Regions from separate parts of the Mus musculus genome. Here regions 1 and 2 are each linked to region 3. Evidence: chromatin contacts called from ENCODE Hi-C or POLR2A ChIA-PET data. All regions are on one chromosome and are shown on one strand. Each heading gives the region's core, a stretch centred on a gene start or an enhancer-like site at or near the end of the contact. The rest is flanking DNA. Distances are from core to core; before and after follow the strand shown.

What was found. A loop is a pair of places that touch in the nucleus more often than their neighbours do. ChIA-PET counts read pairs that join two places held with the same protein, here RNA polymerase II (POLR2A).
Region 1: a loop to region 3 is called in a map of gastrocnemius, with 1.9 times the contacts of the local background. The contact joins the promoter of Capn2 here to the promoter of Trp53bp2 in region 3. A Hi-C loop is called at or near these places in 1 of 37 maps with a recorded cell type or tissue (gastrocnemius). POLR2A ChIA-PET finds 5 or more read pairs at or near these places in 1 of 5 experiments (Patski).
Region 2: a loop to region 3 is called in a map of left cerebral cortex, with 4 times the contacts of the local background. The contact joins the enhancer-like site here to the promoter of Trp53bp2 in region 3. A Hi-C loop is called at or near these places in 1 of 37 maps with a recorded cell type or tissue (left cerebral cortex). POLR2A ChIA-PET finds 5 or more read pairs at or near these places in 1 of 5 experiments (Patski).

The regions. Positions count from the first base shown.
Region 1 is chr1:182,514,235-182,519,045 of GRCm38, reverse strand. Capn2 (calpain 2) reads left to right here and starts at 1,436. Exons shown (of 21, transcript NM_009794.4): 1 at 1,436-1,928. The coding sequence starts at 1,692.
Region 2 is chr1:182,490,415-182,494,942 of GRCm38, reverse strand. It overlaps Capn2 (calpain 2), which reads left to right. Exons shown (of 21, transcript NM_009794.4): 3 at 2,073-2,191; 4 at 2,748-2,881; 5 at 3,908-4,076. It overlaps LOC108167751 (a long non-coding RNA gene), which reads right to left. Exons shown (of 2, transcript XR_003948412.1): 2 at 1-4,528. Among named protein-coding and RNA genes, the nearest start is that of Capn2, 25 kb to the left of the region's middle. Within about 2 kb of position 2,955, at least 1 of the 3 ENCODE cell types and tissues checked has a DNase peak (open chromatin) inside an H3K27ac peak, as active enhancers do; it is left cerebral cortex, where a contact is called at or near this core.
Region 3 is chr1:182,406,198-182,410,528 of GRCm38, reverse strand. It overlaps Trp53bp2 (transformation related protein 53 binding protein 2), which reads right to left and starts at 1,362. Exons shown (of 18, transcript NM_173378.2): 1 at 1,079-1,362. The coding sequence starts at 1,105.

The sequences.
Region 1 (4,811 bases), core at 187-2,686, 110 kb before region 3:
CCCGTCAGGCACTTCATGTTAAGTGTTGGGATTTAAAGACATGGGCTACCATGCTCGACAGCCAGCATTTGTTTGCAGCATGGTGGTTTCTAAGCTTCATGGCTCTTTTCCGGAAGCTGTTCATTTTTTCCCACCATCTGATTTCCTTTGGCCCCACCCTGATTTTTTCTGGGCTCAGGATTCAAAAGGGAAGTGGGGGAAGATCCCAGACACCTGCCATGCCCAGGAGAGAATAGTGAGGTAGCAGTATCAACAGACAAGCCCTGGCTTTGCCACAGGGAGACAGACACTTTGATTCTTCCAGGAACAGTCATTTGCATATCACTGATATTTCAAGTTGCTACAATTTCCTGCAACTGACAGAGTTACAAACTATCTCAGAAACCATCAATGCTGAACCAAGATGAGGTTCAAACCAGGGTTTCTCAGCCTGGCACAGAGATCTTTCAGACTGCACTTTTCTTCCTGTTCTCTCTGTAGAGGGATGCCCTCCGCCCGACCATCCTTTAGTAGCACCTGGCTTCCACCCAGTAGAGGCCAGGAGCCTCCTTTGTCCCAGTTGTGACAATATGAGGAAAGTCTGCAGTTAGGGTCAAAAACCTTTAGGGTCACATTGGTGCGTGCGGGTTGCTTCCAGTTGAGAACCCGTGCTTTAAACCATTCATAGCACAAGCCCGCCCAGTTCTGTGTGTGTGAGTGGCAGCGAAAACTTTCATTGGACAGAGCGGTGGTACAGGCCACCAACAGGGGCTCTGTTCTAAATGGTGTCCCAGCAGCAACTCAATAAATCATCCCAGGTAAATCTGAGTTTTAGATAAGCATCACATTATTATTCTAACACAGGTTTGCCTCGGGTGATATTTGAGGGCTACGTATGCTAAAACCACACAATCCCCCAGCCCCTTTTCTTGAAATTTAGATTTAACAAGCATGGATTGTTTTGTTTTGTTTTTTTGTTTTTTTGTTTTTTGTTTTTGTCAAATTGTACAGCCCTACTTATGCACAAATAAGTAACTGCAGAGGCCCTGGGACCCTAAAATTCCTGTCTTGCTTTAATTTGTAGGGGTTACATCTTTGAACTTCTTTGGAGCTCAGTTTCTCATCTGTAAGATGGACACACCAGTAGCCATTTCTCACAAATTTGGGGGTGGTAGGTAACATGTGTGCCCAGAGCCTGCAGAGCTCTCTTTCGATCCTGAGCCCAATGAGTGGCAACTGGCTTAGTCGCCGCGCTCCCTCCCTCATCCGCTCCTGACTCATCCGATGTTTTCTGGACAGTCATTGCTGAGTTTCGCCCAGCCTTACTCCCCAATGGCTGGGGTTTGACAACTTCGCTCCCCAACTTGCGATTGTCGTCCCCCCAACACCCCCCGCTCGCCCTCCCCACCGGGCCGCGCCATCCCGAGAGCCGTCCGAAGGTGGCAGCATCGGCCCCGTAGTCCTCACGGTCGGGCTGGCACTGTGCAGGTCGCCGGCGAGCCGCGTCCGGAGCCCGGCGCCGAGCAGGCCTGGGGAGGCGGAGGCCACACCCCGCGCACGGCCCAGGCGCTTCCCGCCGGTGAATCATCCCCGCAGCAGCGGCTCCCGCAGTCCGCTGCAGCGCCCCGGGCCCGGCCGCGCCCCAGCCGAGTGCCGTGCCCCGCCTCTCCGCGACCCCTTTCTCCGTGCAGTGCGCCAACCGGATCGCTACCATGGCGGGCATCGCGATAAAGCTGGCCAAGGACCGCGAAGCGGCCGAGGGGCTGGGGTCGCATGAGAGAGCCATCAAGTACCTCAACCAGGACTACGAGACGCTGCGGAACGAGTGCCTGGAGGCCGGGGCGCTCTTCCAGGATCCTTCCTTCCCCGCCCTGCCGTCATCCTTGGGCTATAAGGAGTTGGGGCCCTACTCCAGCAAAACTCGGGGCATCGAATGGAAGCGGCCCACGGTAGGAAGCGCGAGGGGAACAGGCAGGGCCGGCAGGGCCTGGAAGGGCACTCGGGGTTCCGGGAGGCTGCAAGTCCCTGGCTCCCCGGCTCGGTAGTCCCTGCTTAGTAGTGCTCCGCGATTGCTGCTAAGGGGACTCCCTATGCAGACTGAGGCCCAGCCAGTGGACCTGCCCCAAGCTGCGCGCAGAGCGCTTCGCAGGACAGGACCCCAAATCCCATTAGTGGACACGCCCTGGAGGCTGCCTTCGGCTTCACAAAGCCGCAGGGACACAGGGCCGCTGGGGTGAAACTTTTACTGGACTCTAGTGGTGATCTGAGTGAGGGTGGAGACACTGCTCGGCAGTAGGGGTGGGGGTGGGGATATCAGAGTAGGATAGAAGACTCGGGACTGCTGGGTGGGTGGGGGCAAGGGGTGGGCACAGCCTGGCTCTGGCTGACAAAGGTGGTCACAAGTACATGTGGCACTTGTAAATGCAAGTACATGTATTTATCCAGCGTGGGTTTTGTCTGGCTCTCAAAGTGCAGTTAGAGGACTCTTTAACTTAAAGAACTGAAGGGTAGCTTAAAGAATCGATGGGCTCCAATGATTCTGTTACTCATTATTTTGCTGACCTAGAGTCCTCACCCGGAAACCTCTGCTCAACTCCTAGATACTCCTGTCCTAACCCTCAGAGTCTCTGCCCTTAAGCCCTTCCCGTTCCCTTGTGGTTTCAATCGCCAGTGGATGCCCATGGGACCCTCACTTGACTTTTCCCAGGAACTGAGAGGAAGTCTAAACTTCTAGATTCCTGTTAGGACAATGGACATTCATACCCTGCTTCTATCCTCTTGGTTCCCCCAGGCTGCTTTTGTTACTGAGTCTAGTCTGAAAGTACCAGAGACTAGCGGGGGTATAGCTCAGTTGGTAGTCTTTACTTAGCATGCATGAAGCCCTGGGTTCTATCCCAAGCACCATATAAAATCAGGTGCATGCTAATATATGCCTGCCATTCCAGGACTCAGGAGGTGGAGATGGGAGGATGAGAGATTCAAAGCCTGGGGCCACAAAGATGGCTCATTGAGTAAGGGCTTTGGTGGTCATTTCTAATGACCTTAGTTCTGTTGCAGAACCCACCTGGAAAAAGAGAACCAACTCCCCCAAAATTTTTCTCTGACCTTCATATGCACACTGTGGCGCACACGTGCAGAATCTCACAGGCACGAATGTGCACACACACAAAATAAATACTAATAACAACAGAAGAAGATGGAGGCTGGCCTTGGCTATACAGTGAGTTCATTTGAGGCCAGCTTGGACCACATGAGAACTTGACTCAAATTTGAAGATAAGTGGCAAGGAAGACTAGAGAAGTCTCTGTGGAACAGGATTCAGAGCACCTGGGTACCCAGGGTGAATCACTGGCTCTCCCTTCCTCACCTCAGCCGGGCATGGTGGTACACACCCTTGATTGAAGCCCTCAAGACACTTTGTAGCTTTGGCTGTTTAGTAAGTTCTAGGCTAGCCTGAGCTACACAGTAAGACTGTGTCTCAACATTAAATGAAGATAAAAATAAGACCAATGAGGCCACTCTGTTTTCTCTCTTGTCTACCACACTTGGTGCAGCTGCTGCGGCTGCTTCGGTTTCCTGGAGACACCCCGCTCTTCTCTCTTACCCTCCTCATCTCCCAGGCATGCTCTTGCCCCAAGTCTGGCTCATTTACATTCTTTCAAAGTCTCCTCCTTCGAGAGTTGTTCCTCACCCTGCTGCTCTCTGCCCTGTGCACATTCCTGCCCTGGGGTTGTCACCATGAACACACGCAGTCACATGTTTTCTCGCTGAGCTGTTCTGTGTTATTTGCCATGTGCTCTCAGTGTCTTGCTGGAGTAGCATCCCTTCTCAATATCCATTCATTCATTCATTCATTCACTCATTCACTCATTCACCAGCATTTAGGGAGTGCTTACTCTAGCCCAGGCATTGAGACATCCACAACAAACCACTGACTGTTTAAAGAATGAATGAATGAATGAATGAATGAACGAACAGTCATTGTGAGCCTCAGATGACATCCTGGCCGGGGAGACTATTCACATACCAGAGAACACATTCCTCACATTTGCATACTGTTTTACGACTTACTTTTTATCATTTCTGTGGTTAGGAGACACCCTAATCAGAAGCAACTGAAGGGAGAAAGAATTTACTTGGCTTAAAATTCCAGGTTACAGCACATCATTGAAGGGAAGTTAAAGCAGAAACTCAAGGCTGAGGCATGCTTACAACCCACACACATCTGAGTCCACCAACGTTCCATTCAATCAATGAGCAATTATTGAACACTTATTATATTCCAGGCACCGTATACTTAGTTTCTGTCTCTGAAGCCCAGAGAGGGCAGAAGTGTCCTTCAACAGGTGATAGTAAAGCCTTTGGGCCTCCTGAGTAGAAAGACAGAGTTCCAGAGCCACCTCAGGGACACTGCCTAGGGCAGGCTACACACATCATCGGACAGTTGGAAAAAACAAAGCTTGGGAGTGTCAACCTTGCTCAGAACAAATCAAGTCTGCATTCATGGTTGGGCTAGCTGTCCTGACCTGTCCTGTCATACCCTGGTGGGGCCAGGCAACAGGAATAACAACAACAATAATAAAATAATAATAATAATAATAATAATAATACTAATAAAGTGGCTACTGGAGTCACTAGCTGGTTTTTGGAGACTGAAATAGAGCAAAGTCATTGAATGGGAGAAGGGAAGGGACCAGACAGGCTGCAGACCCTGGAGGAGGAGAAATGGAAGGGAACTAGGTGTTTCACTTATTTAAAAAGGATGTGTACAGGAAAAGAAGAGTGGAGGAGAAGGAGAAAGAGGGGGAGGGGAGAGAGAGAGAAAAAAGAGA
Region 2 (4,528 bases), core at 1,706-4,205, 83 kb before region 3:
ACGCCCTCCTGGAGCTGTTGTGAGGAGTAATGACAAGAATTTGAATCTCCTAGAGAAGTGGGCAGTGTGCAGGAGGCCTGAACAAGCAATGGCTCTTGTCCACCTTCCCCCAGCAGTAAGCCGCAGGGACTTGTAACCCAGTGCGCTGGGTCAGGAAACGGGGAAATGGTCAGCCCATGTGAGGGGAATACTGTAAGCCAGGTCTGGCTTCAGGAACAACTCGAGTAGGGGGTGGGGGTGGGGTGAGCTTCCTCATCTCTCAGACTTTCTTCAGCAGCATTGGCAGAGTTTCATGGAGGCAAGATGATGTCAGCCCTTCAGTCTACACACATCTTCATAGATGCAATGTAGAGGCCGCCTGCCCCCACCCCCCAAGTTCAACCGGGGATCGTTACACTTTGTTCCTGAATTCAGACACTGCCCCAGTCAGTGTTCCAGTTGTCTGGAATTAGGGACAGAGTCATAGCTTCTGAACCTTGGAGACAGAGTCCCGGGAAGGCCCTGGTGTCACGCGGAGAACAGCAAATGGTTGCAGCGGAAAACTACAAAGTGTGCAGTGCTCCACAACCCACCCAATTCCAGAAGCAGCAGATTCACTTTCTTTTGGTGACCTGCTAATTAGGGGGTCTCTGTATCCACATACCACCCACTGCCACCATTTGTCACACAGCACAACCCGAAGATCTGAGTGCCGTCCTGTCAGAGGGATCGCCTCTCTCAGGCTCCAGCAGGATTTGCCCAGTAGCCACCAGAATTCAGAACTCCATAAAGGGCACAAGTATTCTAATTAACCAAGCTAGTCCCTGTGGTTATGTGGTTACCATGGCAACTGTTGCTGTAGTAAACATCTTCATTCTCTTCCCAGTTTGCCCCCCCCCCATTAAAAAAAAAGATTTATTTATTTACTTTATGTATATGAGTACACTGTAGCTGTGAGCCATCATGTGGTTGCTGGGAATTTTGAATTCAGGACCTCTGCTCACTCTGATCGACCCAGTTCACTCAGGCTGGCCCTGGCCTAAAGATTTATTTATTATTATATCTAAGTACACTGTAGCTGTCTTCAGGCAGCACCAGAAGAAGGTGTCAGATCTCATTACAGATGGTTGTGAGCCACCATGTGGTTGCTGGGATTTGAACTCTGGACCTTTGGAAGAACAGTCAGTGCTCTTAACCGCTGAGCCATCTCTCTAGTTCCCCTTTATTGTTGGTTTTGGGTTTTGTTCTTTTGTTTTTGTGCTCAACAAGTCCCAGTCTGCAAAGTGCCTGGAGCCGGTGCTGGACCAGGTTATTTGTAACTGCAGGATGACCATGGTGCGTCCTACACGAAGCTCCTGCTGTGGGCACCAATGGGGACTGCATGCTTTAGACATACATCTTCCTTCACAAAGACCTGGCCTGAGGATCAGAGAGCCTCATCTGGTTGTCCCTGTCCCTGTCCCCGCCCAGTCCCTTCCCTGACCACATCCCAGAAGTGAGCTCTGCCTCTACCCCAGGGAAACCTCAGTCAGCTGGAGCTCATGCAGATCAGCTCATGGCTGTTCTGTCTGCCTTTGTTGTACACTCCTGTGATCGCACTGCCTTCCTCCCTTCCCCTGGATTCCACCCCCGCCCCCTGTGCCCCGGCATCTCCTTCCTTGTGTTCAGCTCCTCCCCGTCTATTGCTGTATTTTCTTCCTCTCATTCAAACTCCGCTAGAAAACCTCTTTTCATTGAAGCCTCTGTTGCCCGTCAAGTTCAGTCCGTCCATAGACGGGCATAGCTCCTGTGTATCAGGCACAGAGCTGGGCTCCAAGGACACAGTTGAGCCGCCACGAGAGTTCTGAGTTTCTCAGAGAACGAACCTCTCTTGTATGCAGCCATCCACCCAACACGGCATTTCTCCTGTAGCGTGTCCATAAAAATATCCATCAGACCGGGTGACCTGTCCCTTAGTTGAGGGACTGTCTGAAACACCACTCCATCTACTCCAGGGTAACGTTGGGTTCCAAGCACCCAGCTGCAGGAACAAGACTTCACATCCTCTGGGAACTAAGACCTGACCAGAGCTCTGTGTGGCTTTGTGTTCTCAGGGGACTGCTGGCTGCTGGCTGCCATCGCCTCCCTCACCTTGAATGAGGAAATCCTGGCTCGGGTTGTGCCTCCAGATCAGAGCTTCCAGGAAAACTATGCAGGCATCTTCCACTTCCAGGTAACTTTATACTTGGCTGAGGCACTTCCTTGCCCTGGCTCAGGGGCTCAGCAGATGCCTCTGGGCTTGGCTTGCTCCTACACTCCCCAGTCTCTGGTAGTTTGAAAGCTCTGGAGATCAGTTCTGTTCTGCAAAGGATGCTGGAAGAGAGAGACAAGATTTTCCCAACTTGATCATCATGTGGGATCCCATCCGAACGGCGTGGAGTTGGGATGGAGGTGGTCCACGGAGGTAGATCATGGTGTACAGGAAGTAATATGTTCAGGAAGTAATCCCCTAGGGTTTTTTTTTATGTTTATTATTTGAGGGTTGAGATAAAAGGTTAAAAATCTTTTTATGATAGCAAGTGAGAGATGATATTTTTTTAAAGAAGTGCATGCGGCTTTGGAGACACAGATGAGCTCCGCTGGCTTCTTGCTTGGTGAGGGGCACACTTAACATAGGACACCGAAGAGCATCATAGGAACCCACAGCAAGGGGCTGGGCTGGGGAGAACCGGATGAGGCCAAGGCTCAGAGTCCCAGTGTCACCCTATCTTGTCCCTCTTGCCTTGCAGTTCTGGCAATATGGCGAGTGGGTGGAGGTGGTGGTGGACGACAGGCTGCCCACTAAGGACGGGGAGCTGCTCTTTGTGCATTCAGCTGAAGGGAGTGAGTTCTGGAGTGCCCTTCTGGAGAAAGCCTATGCCAAGTAAGTAACCACGCCCTTCCCCAACACCCCATCTTGCCTCTGCTGCCCTGGACTCCAAAACAGCGGGAGCTATTTCGGGGACTGTTTTGAATAGACATTCTGTTCTATAAAAGGATGACTTTGGCCCAAATTTGGCTCTTAATTCAAGGAGGTAATATGGGTATGGTGGCTGTTCACATGATGTACTGGTACAGGACAGTCATTGCTCTTTCTGAGCAAGTGAACTGGGACATTCTGGGGCTGTCTGCTCTGGCCTTGAGAAAGAACTCTGCTTCTCTGGTGGGCCCCCATTGCCTCTTAGCTGAAAAGACCAAAAGCTTCTGCCAGTGGGCAAAGCTACCCATTGCAGGGGTAGAAAAACTGTAGAAACTCACCCAGAATAAATCAGGTGGCTGGTAAGAATGGCTTCTTGGTTCTAATCCTAGCTGTGTATCACCCAGCTGGCCCAAAGTTGTGCTGGGTCCACCCCGGATGTCAGCCCTCTGCAGCGGGAGCCTCAGGTGCTGGTGCTGGTGCTGGTGCTGGTGCTGGTGCTGGTGCTGATGCACTCACTGCATTAAGATGGAGCTAGTGGGTTTAGGATCTCTACAACCCCAGGCCAGACACTGGGGCAGGGGGGCTTCATGTTCTTAACCAAGAGAACTTGGGGCATAGAGCTCAGGGCATGACCACAGGAACCTGCTGTGTGCTTTTTGGGAAACTGGGTTCATTTCTGAAGTGTCTCCAGCCAACCTCTGTGTCAGGGCTAGAGTCAACGCCAGAGGCTGGATCAGAGCAGCATTAAGTCATCCCAGAACATCACTAAACCCTTCCTGGTTTGGTACAAATTCTAAAGCATGTTGTAGCCACAGAGGAAAATAACTAGAGGGATCGCTCCTTGCCTTCCTGGGCACCCCGAGTTGGAGACAAAGACAAGGAAGATAAAAGCAGAGGACCCCATGAGCTCCCAAGTGGGGATCTAAGTTGGAGTGGGGAGGCATTTTCAGGGATGAAGGCTCCCTGTTGCAGCATGAATTCCCCCTTCAGGATCAATGGGTGCTATGAAGCACTCTCAGGGGGTGCCACCACGGAAGGCTTTGAAGACTTCACAGGAGGCATTGCTGAGTGGTATGAGCTGAGGAAGCCTCCTCCCAACTTGTTCAAGATCATCCAGAAGGCTTTGGAGAAAGGTTCTCTGCTTGGCTGCTCTATCGATGTAAGTCTCCATCACCCTCCGCAAGCACTCAAGTCCGCCGCCACCCAGAAGCTCCTTAAGGCATGGGTGCATCCCTTGCCCAGGGTCACCAGGCAATAGTCCTCTAGGGGCGCCATTGATACAGTAACAGTGCCACCAGACCTTCATCCCCATCCCACTTTCCATTCTAACTGTGTTGTATCACTCCACTCACAGACCGCAGGTCACAAAAAGCCCCCCACCCCCCTTCTGCTGGTCTTGACACCTTGTCCGGCACCTGCAGGGTTGTTTGAGCAGCCCTGCAACCTCTCCTCACTCTGTCCCAGTGCTGGTGGGTCCTGGAGAAGACGCCAGGGAGTACCAGAAGGATCTGCTTCTTCAAAATAGCTTTGCAGGCAAACAAACCTCACCAGGGAGATGGAAAGTGAGGCTGGTCCAGGCCCCAGGAGTTTCCCCAAGCTGTGCCCAAAGGA
Region 3 (4,331 bases), core at 113-2,612:
AAATTTCTTGACTCTTAGCAATTGTAACCATCCCAAGCCACCTAATAACCTAATAACCAAAATATTATATATGTGTCCAACCTAGAAAAATTTAGGAACACCCTCCACAACGCAAAGGGGCAAAGAGACAGTATAGTATATTCTGCACGTGTAATTACAAAAAAACCAAAACAAAATAGAACATTGAAACACAAATTTTAACACTCTTTCTTGGATTTTATAAAAGCAAAAAAATTAAGTTGTTTTAAGTTTTTATCGTTTTGTTTTCTTAAACAAGTGATGCGATAAGAACGTGAGTTGATGAGGGGTTTAGGGATGGATATGGCTAAAATACGTGACCTTTCAAAGAATATATAAAAATTATTTTTTAAAAAAGGACTTAGGTTGACTGCGATTAATCCTGCTTGAGAGGAGAACAAATACAACACCCACGAGGAAATAAATACACGGCTGCAGGAGCCACCATAACCAGTCAGATCTTGTGCTTGCTAAGGGGGCTTTTCAGAAACACCTCCATTCAACCTGCAAGTCACCTGTGACGCTGGCCAAGTCAGATGCCAAAAGAATTCACTCATCTTTCTTAGAGGTCTTGCAGAAAAAAAGCTGGGGGAGCGGGGCACTGAAGTTTTCCTCTGAACTAAAACTTTCAAGGCTGCATTTACTAAAACCTGTTTCCACAAAGAGATAGATAGGGTGACATGGCTGCTATCACCAACATCAGATCGAAATTCAAGTTAAAAAAAAAAAAAACTGGCAGAAAGAAAAAGAAAGGCAAGCCTTTTCAAGCGCTATGCTTCACTTCAGTAAAAAGCCTCAAAACAATTCAAAGAAATAGGCTAAGAACAAGGTTCCCCGGCTCTTGACCTTCAAAACAAGCTTCCCCAAAGGTCTCATCCGAGAAGCAAAGTTTGGAGCAGCGGCCCGGGCTGCCGCACTGCCTGCGGGGCAGCATCGCGACCGTCGCGGGGACCCAGAGGGACGGAGCCTCAGAGCCTCGAAGCCCGAAGCTCCACCGGCTCCGCTGACCCGGCCCCCCCGCCCTGTACACTTCCGGGCCCCAGCACGCCCACCCGCTTACCGGCATCATTTTGGACCCGAACCGCATGGAAGCGGGGGTCTGGCGGCGGCCTGGCCGAGCAGAAGTGACCCGAGGGTCGCGGGCCCGGGGAAGCCAAGCGAGAACGAGGCCGCGCGCCCGGCGGCCGACCTGTTGCGAGGCAGCGGCGCTGGAGTCCCCTCAGCGGACCGGGACGCCACCGAGTCCGGGGCCCAATCCCCTCGCCCGTCTCCGGGACGCGGCTTTGTCTCGGCGCTCGCGACTCCCACCTCCTCCTCCTCCTTCTCGCCGAAACCAACTAATCCCGGCCGGGCCCCCACCGAGGCGCGCTGGCCCCGCCCCCCACGAAGCCCCGCCCGCGGCGCGCCCCAAGGCTTGAGGTAAGGGGGAGCGGAGCGCCAACCGGGCGGCGAAGGCGCATGCGCAGATGCTGGGGGCGGTGCCAGAGGGGGCGGGAACCTTTGCTCCGAGGGAGGAAGATGCAGGCGGCGGAGCTGCTCCTGAACGCGCCTCCAGGCGGAGCCAAGGCACGGGAGGGCGGCGCCGCAGGAGAACAATAATCGTAAAACGCGGGGATGGAGCCCAGGGCTGTGTCCCTCACCTCCTTGGCGGTTCCGAGTTGCTCAAGAGAGTTGAGCCCTTTGCCTTAGGAACCATGAACCAGCCACAAGGCGCCGGACGCCGAGGGGCCTGGGCGGCGCCGCCTCACACACCTGACTCAGGGCGCCCTGAGGGATCCGAGCGCCCCACAAGATGGAGACCTGCGAGTCCGCCGGGCCGGAGCACGTTCCTGACAGAAGGCGCTCTCGGATTTGTCCTCATCCCTCAGGCGATGTCCAAGACCCCCCTCTGAATGGCCTGTTACTTCTATAATGTAAGAAGGGAAAAGCCCTTCAGTGTTGAGAAGTGGGGGGGTTCCCTGTGTTTTGAACAGCACGCTCAAAGGATTTGAAAATGGGTAAAAACAGCTTTCTGGGGCGCTCTTCAGCTCATCACGACCTGTAAACACTTTTAACACAAGGACCATTTTTTGGAGCCGTCGAAGCTCACGCTGGGAAATTGGCAGTAGTTCGCTTTGATAGGGAGGCAGATAGTCGAGTCCATTATCCAGAGAGACATAGGCTTCAGGAACACTAACTCCACGAAGCTCATTTCACGTCAAGTAACCCGTGCAAGCTCATTTGGAATCAGAGGACAGAAGAGTCCCCAAAACGAAATGAAATGAAGCACCAGAATGTATACAGCTTCAAGAATGGAGCCAGCTGAATGTGGTAGCGTGCACTAGTAATCTCAGCGCTTGGGAGGCTGAGCCAGGAGAATTGCAGTGAGTTCCAGGCCAGCCTGAGCTGAAAGAGTAAGACCTTACCTCAAATGACACTTTTATAAAAATTAAATATAAATTGACCTGTGTGTGGCACAGATCTATATCCCCAGGTACTCAGAATGCTGAGGCAGGAAAATCCCAAATTTAAGGGTTCCCAGGGCAGCTTTAGCAGAATAGGTCTCAAAATGTAAACGGGGGGGGGGGGGTCCCTGGAGTCAGACATAGTTTAGTGATAGAGTGTTTAACATGAATAAACTCCTGGTTTTAATACAAAGCACAACAGAAAGAATGAGCACTTATTGTTTGTCGTCCCAGCACTAGAAGGCTGAGGCAGGACGTATCAAGAGTCTGAGGCCAGCCTGGGCTACATGCTCTGTCTCCAAATAAATAAACAACAAATAAAAGAATAATTATTTTTTTATTTTAACATATCCCTTACCCAAAAAAAAGAATCATCCAACTCCCAGTTAACATCATCCCAGCTACTCTATCATCCCAGCTACTCTATCTAAACATGAAATTAAAACTGATACAACTAGAATTACCCTGGGTTAAGTAAAGGAAGTCCACACCTTGACTTACTCAGTAAAATGTATCAAAATACTGTAGGTCTTCTAAGTACTGTGGATCCATCAATGAACAAAACAAAGCTGAATGGACAATAAAACCAGTCTACATACAGTCACCCAGAAGAAAAAAAGAAAAGAACAAGAAAAAAAAAAAAAAAAAAAAACTCTTTTTGTGTTGTTGTTTGGTTTTTGGTTGGTTGGTTGATTGGTTTAGTTTTTCTAGGTAATGTCACTCAGTGTAGCCTTAGCTGTCCTGGAACTCATAGACCAGGCTGTCCTCAAACTTACAGAGATCCACCTGCTTCTGCCTTCTAAGAGCTAGGATTAAAGGTGTGCACCATCACTGCCCAGCTCAGTAAAAGAATTCCTATTGTTCATTAATGCTCCAGTTCTCAGTGGATCAAGGAATGGGACACTTACCCCATTACTACCAGAAAACTGACTGCATACAACAGTACATTATGTTTAATATGAGCACTGCAACACTGGGTTGGTTAAATAATAACAACAACAATAATAATTTTGTCTGTGTAAGTGCACACAGACATATATGCAGGCAAAACACGAATTCACATGAAATAAGCATAAATAAATCATTAGAAGTTAAATAAAAATGATTTCGGTGGAAATAGAAGCAAGGAGCGAAGAATGTGACTAATAAACTCCAGTTGTTTGTTTTTACTGCTGTTTGCACAAATGCCCTGCCCACGGGAAGGGAGAGAAAGGGGATGGTTGCTGGCAGTTTCTCCTGAAACTCATTCCAGCCAACTGAGAATTTCCAGATGCCAAATAGCAGCTATGTTTATAGTTGAGGGATTTTTTTTTTTAAATCATAGTAGCATTAAACCAAAGAAACCTTGTCTGTGCCTTCATTCACTCCCTTCAATTCTGTGTAAACCACACATAGCTGTTAGGTGAGTTAGTTGGTCAGATGAGCTAGCTGCCTTCCCAGCTTCTCGCTTTTTCTGTGTTCCCACCGTCACATTCTTACTCCTCCAAGAGCCTCAACTTGGTTCTCCCCACCCCTTAATTCTGTATTTGAGTCCAAGAAAGATAAATGAAATTACCACAAGCTGGTTGGGGAGGAGCTGCCTTCGCTCTTGACCTCACCCCACCCTTAGGCACAGTGCATTACCTATCTGTTTGGCTTGTGTCTTCCCCATGCTACTCTGGCCCATTTCCCACAGACGTTCCAAACCTTGACTCCTCTCCTCCCCTCAGAAGATGCATTTCCATGTTACTTTGTCAGTAAGATATTGATGACAGATCTTGAACCTTTTCATTTCCTTCTCCCCTCGGCCCCTCAGTTGTCTTACTCTTCCTACTTCTCTCATTGATTTGACTATTTACAATCATTTCTTCGTATCCATGGAGGACTGGA